Regions from separate parts of the Homo sapiens genome. Here region 2 is linked to region 1. A link is an interaction called in ENCODE POLR2A ChIA-PET data of the cell type or tissue named here. Cell type or tissue: HCT116. All regions are shown on one strand.

Region 1 (5,000 bases):
AAGTACTCATAGCTTAATCAGACAGCCCAATTAAAAATGAGCAAAAGATTTAAATAGGTTTCTGCCCAGGAAGACTCATTGGGGAAGTGCAGGTGCGACTCACAGTGTGACACGACACTGCTTCACACTTGTACAGCTGGGATCAAGCACAGCAGGTATTGCTGAGCCTGTGGCCACCTGGAGCAGCCCAGCGTTGCTAGGGGGTGCAAAGTGGCACACCTACATTGGAAAACATTTGGGGACTTCCACTCAGGAATCTACCCAAGAGAAATGAAAGCACATATTCATGAAAAGGCTTAATGCAACATTTATAATGGTTTATAATATTCGTAAATGTTTATGGCAGTATTATTCATAATGGACAAAAAAGAAACCAAATATTTGCCAACTGGAATGGTTACAAACAAAATGTATACCCACACAATCGAATCTTTTATTTATGTATTTATTTATTTATTTTGACAGAGTCTCGCTCTGTCGCCCCGGCTGGAGTGCAGTGGCGAGATCTCCACTCACTGCAAGTTCCGCCTCCCGGGTTCACGCCATTCTCCTGCCTCACCCTCCCGAGTAGCTGGGACTACACGCACCTGCAACCACGCCTGGCTAATTTTTTGTATTTTTAGTAGAGACGGGGTTTCACCGTGTTAGCCAGGACAATCTCGATCTCCTGACTTCGTGATCCGCCCGCCTCGGCCTCCCAAAGTGCTGGGATTACAGGCGTGAGCCACCGCGCCCGGCCCAACAGTTTTTTTTTAAAAGCACTTGGGTTATTGGAAAGTTGGGCAACATGATCACCTGCACAGGGGCTCTGAGTCTTTAACAGTGAAGCATTTCACACCTGATTAGGAAACGCTGTGCTGATGACATGGCACTGACAGTGTGACTCAGTTACAGAAACTCTCAAATATCCCTCCAACATTCAGAAATTTTCAAAAGACACCAAGCTCGGTATTTTGCATAGTTCTGTCCCCAAAAATGCCCTCCTGTGTTCATGTCTGTGTCTGAACAAAGCAGCTGTGCGTGTGTGTGTGCGTGTGGTCTCCACTTCTCTTGATCAGCCTGGGTTGCCTGGCAGTATGGGCCAAACAGACAGGGCCCTGTCTGCATGGAGCTCAAGAGTGATTAAAAGAGGCTGGGTGGCCGGACATGGTGGCTCACACCTGTAATCCTAGCACTTTGGGAGGCTGAGGCAGGAGGATCGCTTGAGCTCAGGGGTTCAAGACCAGCCTGAGCAACATAGTGAGACCCTGTCTGTACAAAAAATAAAAAATTAGCTGGACATGGTGTTGCACACCTGTAGTCCCAGCTACTCGGGAGGCTGAGGTGGAAGGACTGCTTGAGCCCAGGAGATAGAGGCAGCAGTAAGCTGAGATTGTACCACTGCACTCCAGCCTGGGCAAAAGAGCAAGACCCTGTCTTGAAGAAAAAAAAAAAAAAAAAAAAAGATTGGGCACCCCGGTGGTTCATGCCTGTAATCCCAGCGCTTTGGGAGGCTGAGGTGGGTGGATCACCTGAGGTCAGGAATTCGAGACCAGCTTGGCCAACATGGTGAAACCCTGTCGCTACTAAAAATACAAAAATTAGCTGGGCATGTTGGCTCACACTTGTAATCCTAACTACTCGGGAGGCTGAGGCAGGAGAATCGCTTGAACCTGAAAGGTGGAGGTTGCAGTGAGCCGAGATTGTGCCATTGTACTCAAGCCTGGGCGACACTGAGACTACGTCTCAAAAAAATAATCAATCAATAAATAAAAGAGGCGTCCACGTTAACGAGTCCACAGTCCTAACAAGTGCTGCAGGCTGGACGCGGGGCAGCGTCCCACCCAGTGTCTGGTGCAGGGCATTTAGGGGCTTGGCCTCCAGGAGAGGCGAGCCCGGGGCTGGGTGCGAGCACTGCTGCTGGGCCAGGCCACTCACGTTATGCGGCCGTTCCTGATACTTCAACACGGCCCTTGTGGGCGAATGTGTGGAATCTCGGAACAAGCGGAGTGGGGAACAGGGCTCTGCGGTGAAGCCCAGGCTGAGGCAGCCCCTCATCTGCTCACGGTGCCAGGAGCTCCCTGCCTCCTGGTCCTGAGGAGCCGCGGGATTCCTCAGGGACACTAGGGCCTCTGCAGCGGCGCCTGCGCCAGGCAGCCACGCGCGCTGCGCACGAATTCTGTCTCAGCCTGGAGAAAAACACCTCCGCTGCGCCCTCGCCCAGCACCAGCTTTCCGCGGGGCGTGCAAGGGGCTCCTCCTAGCCCCACAGCCCTGTCTTTCCACGGGGGACACCAAGGCCCTGGAACGGCCCGCGCGCCAGCGCTCTCGCCCGTGTTTAACGAGAACTTAATCCCCGTGCCCGTTACCTCCCCGAAGTCCCGGGACTAGGTGACTAGGCCCCGAAGCAAGAGTCGCAGTCGGACCGACTGGGCCGGGGAGGGCAGCGCACTGCACCTGCGCGGGCTTCCACAGCCCACGCGGCCGCCGCAGGCCTCGAGTGGGCGCGGGTTGGGCAGCGGCGAGAGGCGGGACCGGACCTCGCCTCCCGGGTGCGGGCGCCCTGGGCTCGCGTAGGGAAGTGCCCTGGCTTACAGAGGTGACCACTGACGGGGCTTGGGGTGGAAGGTGACGACGCCAGAACCCACGCGGAACGCGCCCACGAGGCCCAGCCGCAAGATGGCGACGGCGTGCCCCCGGCCACCCGCGCGCCGCGCATGCGCCCTGGCCTTCCCCGCCCGAGTGAGCGGAAGTCTCGTGACCCCGGAAGTGACAGGCAGGGCGGGCGGGGCGGCCGACGACGTTCGTCATTTAGTGCGGGAGGGATCCTGAACCGCGCGGCCGAACCCTCCGGTGAGTGGCCGTGGCGGGGCGGAGGCGGCGGGGCGGAGGCGGCGGGTCGGGGCGGGGACCGGCGGCGCCGGCGGGGGCGGGGGGCGCTGAGGTGGGGGCTTCCGCCTTTGTTCGCGCCCCGCCCTGAGCCCGCGGCAGGGTCTCGGCGGGCGGGGGCGCGGTGACAGCGGGCCAGGGCGGTGCGGGCTAGGGCGGGGCCGGGGCGGGACCGGGCGGCGGCGGCCCCGGCCCCACGTGCGGGTCCCGGGCCGGAGGGGCGGCGGGGACCAGGGGAGTGCCGGCCCCTCCCGAGCGGTCCGGAGCTTCTTTCATGGCCGCCGAGGCGCGTGGGGCCCGGGCCAGACCTGAGGGCCCCTCCTTGGGGACGCGGGGGGCGCCGGGCCGGCAGCCGCGGTCCATCGCGTTCGGGGGCGACGCGGGGATTGGGGCGCGGCCTCCCCCAGCGCCCGGGCCACGCCCGGCACGGATTGCGGGCCCTGCGGAAGTGCGGGCCGCGCCCTAGGATCCCGGCGCCTACGGCTATCCTCGCGCGGCGCGGAGGCCCCAGCCCCTGGAGGAAGCAGGGCGGCCTGGACCCCGGCCTGGGTGTCCCGGGTGTGCTGCTCCCTGACCCACCTCCCACGCTGCCGGGAAGGATCTGAGCCTGACAGATCCCCTGCCGGGTCAGTGCTGCCCCGGGCACTCCGGGCCCACCATCTACAAGAGGGCCCGAGAGTACTGAGTGGCTGTGGTAGCTCCCAAGTTGTAGGTCACAGACCCTCACAATTGTGGAGAAACCGCAGATACTTAGGATCCCCGTGTCCAGGTGGCCCCGTGCGGTATTCTAGCTGCCCCTAACATCCGAGCTCCAGGGGCATCCTGTTTGAAAGATGACGCTGAGCCGACCACACACGTTTACATGTGACTACCACGGCCAGAGGAGCAACCCTACTGAGGGATACCGAGCCCCGTTACCCCGTAGGGCGAGGGCCTGGGCAGCTCAAGAGCGGCAAGACCCTAAGAGAGGGTTTAGTGTGGGCCCCGCCGGTTGATTCTGGGGCCTGCTAGCCCCGCCCCACACATACAGGGGGCTGCTGCCTCCTCCATCGTGGAGGGGGAGGTGTGTCCTCTCTCCCCATGATCGGCTGCAGTTCCCATTTTGTCTTAGATGTTATACCTGGGGTGGGGGCACCTCACACTGCCCCAGAGGATGCCCCTGAGCAGGAATCGCGGGGGTGGAGAGGAGCGAAGGTGGCCCCCTTGGAGCCCTTTTGGAGCTCCGGCTGCAGCCCACACTCCTGCTCAGAAGTGCGCCTCCGTTGGGGATCCAGGTCCAAGGCCTGTCACCGTCCCGCCCACAGGTGTCCCGACCCAGGCTAAGCTTGAGCATGGCTGAGCAGGAGCCCACAGCCGAGCAGCTGGCCCAGATTGCAGCGGAGAACGAGGAGGATGAGCACTCGGTCAACTACAAGCCCCCGGCCCAGAAGAGCATCCAGGAGATCCAGGAGCTGGACAAGGACGACGAGAGCCTGCGAAAGTACAAGGAGGCCCTGCTGGGCCGCGTGGCCGTTTCCGCAGGTGAGTCTGGGCTGCGGGAGCCGGGTGGCCGCCCGTTCACTCCAGCTGTCTTGCCGCTCCCCAGCCCCTACTTCCACTGGTGGGGGTGGGGCCCTCACCTGCTGTCACTCCCCAGACCCCAACGTCCCCAACGTCGTGGTGACTGGCCTGACCCTGGTGTGCAGCTCGGCCCCGGGCCCCCTGGAGCTGGACCTGACGGGTGAGTGCCCTGCGGCCGCGGGGGTCCGGGCGGCCCCTGGTGGGGATCTCGGGAAGTGCAGCCAGGGGGCCGCGCAGGGCTGGGGCTTCGCGCAGGGCTGCTGGGCAGTCATTGAGGGGGAGGTCCCCCCAACAGGCGACCTGGAGAGCTTCAAGAAGCAGTCGTTTGTGCTGAAGGAGGGTGTGGAGTACCGGATAAAAATCTCTTTCCGGGTAAGCTACAGGCTGCTGTGGCCAGGGAATGGAGGCGGGGCTGGGGCTGGGGTCCGGACCGACCTTCCCTGATCCTCGCTTCGGGTCCTGCAGGTTAACCGAGAGATAGTGTCCGGCATGAAGTACATCCAGCATACGTACAGGAAAGGCGTCAAGAGTGAGTGGGGCCCCGGGCAGGGCAGAGGGGGCCGCTTGGGTGCG
Region 2 (5,000 bases), 130 kb before region 1:
ACACACCTGCATGCACCCAAGCACACGTGCACCCGCAAGGACACACACACACCCCCAAACACGCACGTGCACCCGCAAGGACACGCACACGCCCCCCAAGCATGCACATGCACCCGCAAGGACACACACACACACACACACCTGTGCACATGCAAGGACGCACACACACACACCCGTGCACACACGTGCACCCACAAGGACATGCACACACACCCCAAGCACGCATGTGTACCCGCAAGGACACACACACGCCCCCAAGCACACACGTGCACACGCAAGGACACGCACACGCAAGGACATGCACACAACACCCAAGCATGGACATGCACACAAAAGAAAACCACAGACTGTGCCCCAGGAGCACAGCAGCATCTGCTGAGAGAAGGACTCTTGTCCCAGCTGCCAGCATCACACCAGGGCCCACCGCATGGGGGAGGTGGCTCTCACACACCCACACTGGAAATGTCCCTGCTGTCCCCAAGTACCCGGACGGTTTTCCCACACACACGGTCACGCTGGGGCTGGAGCTGTGCCTCCGCCCCTTCCCACATCCCGACAGGGGCTGTGTCAGCAGGACGCCTCCGTCCGCCGTGGTCTGGCCCCCAATTCTCTGTGCTGAGTGAGGTTCGGGTTGAAGGTTTCAGGGAGGAGGCAACTGGATGCCATACCACTGTCCCTACAAACATCCCCACCTGGAAAGCTCCCAAGCAGACGGAGGGCCAGCGGGGAATGAGGCCCAAACCTCAGCAGTGCAGGGGGCCCCAACCTGGGTCTCAGCCTTGGTGGGGTCCCCCAGGTGTGTGGCCGCCAGGTGTCCCTGGGGGCCTTGCCACGCCTCAGGAAGCTGCTGGGGTCAGTCTCACTCAGCCAACGGGGTGGCTGAGAGCCAGGAGGAGCCTTCCAGAAGCCTGCGTGGGGCTTCCTGTCTCAGATGAGGCCTCTCACGAGACCTGCCGACCCACGGGGCACACAGGCGCTGCAGCAGGAGGAACTGAACCGCAGGGCAGCAAGAGCCGGGGGACCACTGCCCCGCAGGCCTCCGAGACCAAACCCCAGGGCCCAACTGATGCCCACTTCACGCGGCCTCATGTTTCCGCCACCCCGGCGCCCCACCCTGCCACTGAGCAGAGGCCGTGTTCTGCTCTGCCCAGCGGGCCAGGACTGCCCCAGAAGAACCAGCAATATTTCCGGAACACTCGGCACCCCCAGGCCTCCCGCTGCTCCCCAAAGCCCTTGCCACCTCGGAAGCTGCCTGCTCTGGCAGAGGCGAGAGCCCCACGGCTGCCGGGGCATCCAAATGGCAGCTGACCCTCGCCCAGCCACGGATGGCCTCCCCTGAGCCGATGCAAAGAGGCCCAGACCCCCGGCCCCGGGCAGCAGGTCGCAGGTCCATGGGAGCAGCTGGGCTCTTCCAGACAGGTTCAGGAGATGGAGCCCAGAACCTTCTCTGTGCCGCTGATGCCCCCGGACACCAGTGCCTTCACCAGGAGGAGCTCGCCATGCTGAGCCCAGCCTGGTTTCCGCCTCACTGCCTGGGCCCGGCTTCCAAAGGCCCCACACTCCCTTCTTCCCGACCCTGCCCCTCTTGCTGGGCAGAGTCAGAGGTCTCAGAGGACAGGGGTGATGCCGGGGGCACAGCAGGGTCCAGCAGCCGGCACTGCACTTTCACAGGGGCTGTGTGTGCTGAGCTCCCCAGAAGCTCAAAATGCGCCACAGGGTGGGGGTGCCTGTGGCTGCCACATGACACACAAGGAGGCAAGGAGCGTGGAGGGTCCAGCTGGCACCATGAGGGAAAGGTGTGATGGCCTCTCAGGCTCCGAGGGTGGCCGGGCAGCTGTGAAAGACCCGACTCCTCCTGCAGGTGAAGCCCCTGCATGCTTCTGCCCCTTTAGCCCCTTCCTGTCTCCTGCAAACCCAGGCCCCCGGTGGACCCCCAGGTCCCGGCCTCCAGGAGGGCCGCCAAGGACCGGACCACAATGATGCTAACCATTTATCCAGATGCCCCGAAACTGGAAGGGGGCCGGAGAAAGGCCAGAAAGGACGGGCAGGACTAAGGACAGGGACGCTGTCCGGGATGCCGGGGGCAGCCCTGCGGGCGCGCGGCCTCACAGCAGACAGTGCTGGGGCATCCCTGGGCCGCTGAGCTGGGAAACCGAGGGGAGGGAGGCTGGGGGCTGCAGGGTGAGGGCGCCAGGGGCATGCACACAGGCCGGGACACTGCCCAGAGGTCTCCTTTTCTTGACAGTAATTTTCCAGGATGTGATGACACACAGAGGAAAAATGTGAACCCATTCGGAGGTGGCCCCAACCTCAGAGTTTCCAGCGTCTCTGAGGGTTTGTGTTTTTCCCTCCCGGCCTCCCTCCCTCCCACCGTCTCGGCCCGGCCTGCCCCGCCAGGGCTCCGGTGAGAGGGAGTGTGGAGTTTCCCCTGGAGGCTCTGAGCTTCAATGAATCACTACGCCAGACACGGGCCAAACCTCCCGAGTTACTCAGCGCCCCGGCCACCCTCGGAGGCAGGCGGCGGAGCACGTGGACGCCATCAAAGGCCTGGGACGTGCACAGCAGGAGAGGCTGTGCCAGGGCGTGGGCGCGGGCTCTGTGGGGAGACCGCTGCGACCGGCGTGGACAGGCATGCACAAAGGACGCAGGCGGGACTGCCTCTGAAGACACCACAAACTCCATGCCCAAATTTTACATCCAAAGCACGGGGAACACCCTCAGCACAACATCCCTCCTGCACCAGGCAGAGGCATCAGGCCTCGAATCCCACCCAGAGGAGACGGCGCCGCCCCCAGGCTGAGCACAGCATCCGCACCGATGCTCATGGCCCGGGCCTGCCAGCGAGTGGCCACATGGCTGGGGAGAGGCCAACAAGGAAGGCCCAAAGCAGAGATGTTTCTGTTTTGAGACAGCGTCTCGCTCTGTTGCCCAGGCTGGAGTGCAGCAGTGCAATCTCAGCTCACTGCAGTCTTGATCTCTCAGGCTCAGGCAATCCTCCCGTCTCAGCCTCCCAAGTAGCTGGGGCTACAGGCACACACCATCACGCCCTACTAATTTTTAAATTTCCTTTGTAGAGATGGGGTCTCGTTATGTTGCCCAGGCTGGTCTAAAACCCCTAGGCTCAAGAGATCCTCCCAGCTCGGTCTCCCGAAGTGCTGTGATTATAGGTGCGAGCCACTGTACCCAGCCAAGAAAAGTTATTTTAGGCTGGGCACGGTGGCTCACGCCTGTAATGCCAGCTCTTTCGGAGGCCAAGGCCGGCAGACCACCTAAGGTCAGGAGTTCAAGAGCAGCCTGTCAACATGATGAAAACTCCATCTCTACTAAACGGGCACCTGTAATCCCAGCTATTCAGGAGGCTGAGACACGAAAATCGCTTGAACCCAGGAGGTGGAGGTTGCAGTGAGCAGAGATCGCACCACCACACTCCAGGCTAGGCAACATAGACAGACCCTGTCTCGAAAAAAAAAAAGTTATTTTAAAAAGATGAAAACAGGCCGGGCGCGGTGGCTCACGCCTGTAATCCTAACAATTTGGGAGGCCAAAGCAGGCAGATCACCTGAGGTCAGGAATTTGAGATCAGCCTGACAAACATGGTAAAACCCCATCTCTACTAAAAATACAAAAATTAGCCGGGCATGGTGGCAGGCGCCTCTTAGCTACTCAGGAGGCTGAGGCAGCAGAATCACTTGAACCCGGGAGGTGGAGGTTGCAGTGAGCTGAGATCATGCCACCGCACTCCAGCCTGGGCAACAGAGTGAGACTCTGTCTCAAAAAATAAAAATAAAAATAAAAATAGGCTGGGCACAGAGGCTCACACCTGTAATCCCAGCACTTTGGGAGGCCGATGCAAGTGGATCACCTGAGGTCAGGAGTGCGAGACCAGCCTGACCAACATGGCAAAACCCCTTCTCTACAAAGAACACAGAAATTACAGGTGGCAGACACCTGTAATCAATCCCAGCTACTCGGGAGGCTGAGGCAGAAAAATTACTTGAACTGGGAGGGGAAGGTTGCAGTGAGCCGAGATCGTGCCATTGTACTCCAGCCTGGGTGACAGCGCGAGACTGTCTCAAAAAAATAAATAAAATAAAATAAAATGAAAATGAAAAGATGAAAATATAAAGCATGAGGTACTCATAAGAAAAAAAAATCACTTTTTAATTTTAAAAAGAAAAATACTTTAGAAGATGAAAAGAGGCCAGGTGCAGTGGCTCACACCTGCAGTCCCAGCTACTCGGGAGGCTGAGATGGAAGGTCATGACTGCTGTGAGCCGTAATTGTGCCCCTGCACTCCTGCCTGGGCAAGAGAGCGAGACTGTGTCTCAAAAAAAAAAAAAAAAAAAAAAGGAAAAAGAAAAAAAAAAGAAAAGAAAAATAAGAACAGGATTCAGGACTGCTGCAGCCTGGGCTGACCATGAGCCCGTCTGGAGCTGGGCACGTTACGGTGTGGCAGGCGTGTGTCACTGTGGATAAAGCGCACCAACACCCCCGGACAGGCAGGAAAAGCAGTTTGGTGAGGGGGGTCATCCGCAGGGCAGAGTCTGGAGGCTGCTCCTGGGGGAGCCCGGGAAGGGCTGACGGGGCCCCTGACCTGAGTTCCTGGAACAATCCCAACCAGGGGATCTTGGGCCCAACGGGGAGGAGAGTCCAGGCCAGAAGGGGCCAGTGGGGTCTGCGCCCTGCAGCAGCCGACTCGCCCAGTACGGAGCCCCACACTCCCAGTTCTCCCCACAGCCCCAGTGGCGAGCATCCACCCCCTACCCCCCGGGGTTCCTCACCAAAACACAAGCGCCTGTCAGTCACCAGGCTTCTAAACAGCCGGGACTCAGCCAGCCACCTGCAAAGTCGCTGAGCCATCTGCCAGCCACGCTTGGTGGCCATTCCAATCAAGGCCACAGGCTGTGCCCCTAGGGACAGCCTCAGAGCCCAGGGTTGTCCTCAGACACCCATGAGGCATAGCAGGGACCTGGGCCACCCTGGCCACTGACTGTGCTGGC

The links. ChIA-PET counts read pairs that join two places held together with the same protein. Peaks named below come from ENCODE experiments on the same cell type or tissue, not always from the same donor. Only the 100,000 strongest peaks of a DNase experiment are listed, where the experiment ranks them.
Region 2: POLR2A ChIA-PET joins it to region 1 with 6 read pairs; 9 of 35 experiments call an interaction of 5 or more read pairs at or near these places.

Annotation. Positions count from the first base shown.
Region 1 is chr17:81,869,129-81,874,128 of GRCh38, reverse strand. ARHGDIA (Rho GDP dissociation inhibitor alpha) reads left to right here and starts at 2,792. Exons shown (of 6, transcript NM_004309.6): 1 at 2,792-2,831; 2 at 4,172-4,388; 3 at 4,504-4,587; 4 at 4,723-4,799; 5 at 4,893-4,956. The coding sequence starts at 4,199. RefSeq lists enhancers at 1,645-1,744, 2,195-2,264, 4,205-4,384, 4,879-5,000 and silencers at 2,445-2,854, 3,055-3,484, 4,515-4,724. In HCT116, CTCF peaks have their summits at 4,423 and 4,627 (motif pointing left); a DNase peak (open chromatin) is centred at 2,728; H3K4me3 peaks cover 3,602 bases; H3K27ac peaks cover 4,731 bases.
Region 2 is chr17:82,001,353-82,006,352 of GRCh38, reverse strand. All of the region lies in intron 7 of ASPSCR1 (ASPSCR1 tether for SLC2A4, UBX domain containing), which reads right to left. Among named protein-coding and RNA genes, the nearest start is that of CENPX, 19 kb to the left of the region's middle. RefSeq lists enhancers at 335-841, 1,631-2,152, 2,153-2,674, 2,675-3,196, 4,645-5,000. In HCT116, a CTCF peak has its summit at 2,793; a DNase peak (open chromatin) is centred at 2,402; H3K4me3 peaks cover 1,116 bases; H3K27ac peaks cover 3,761 bases.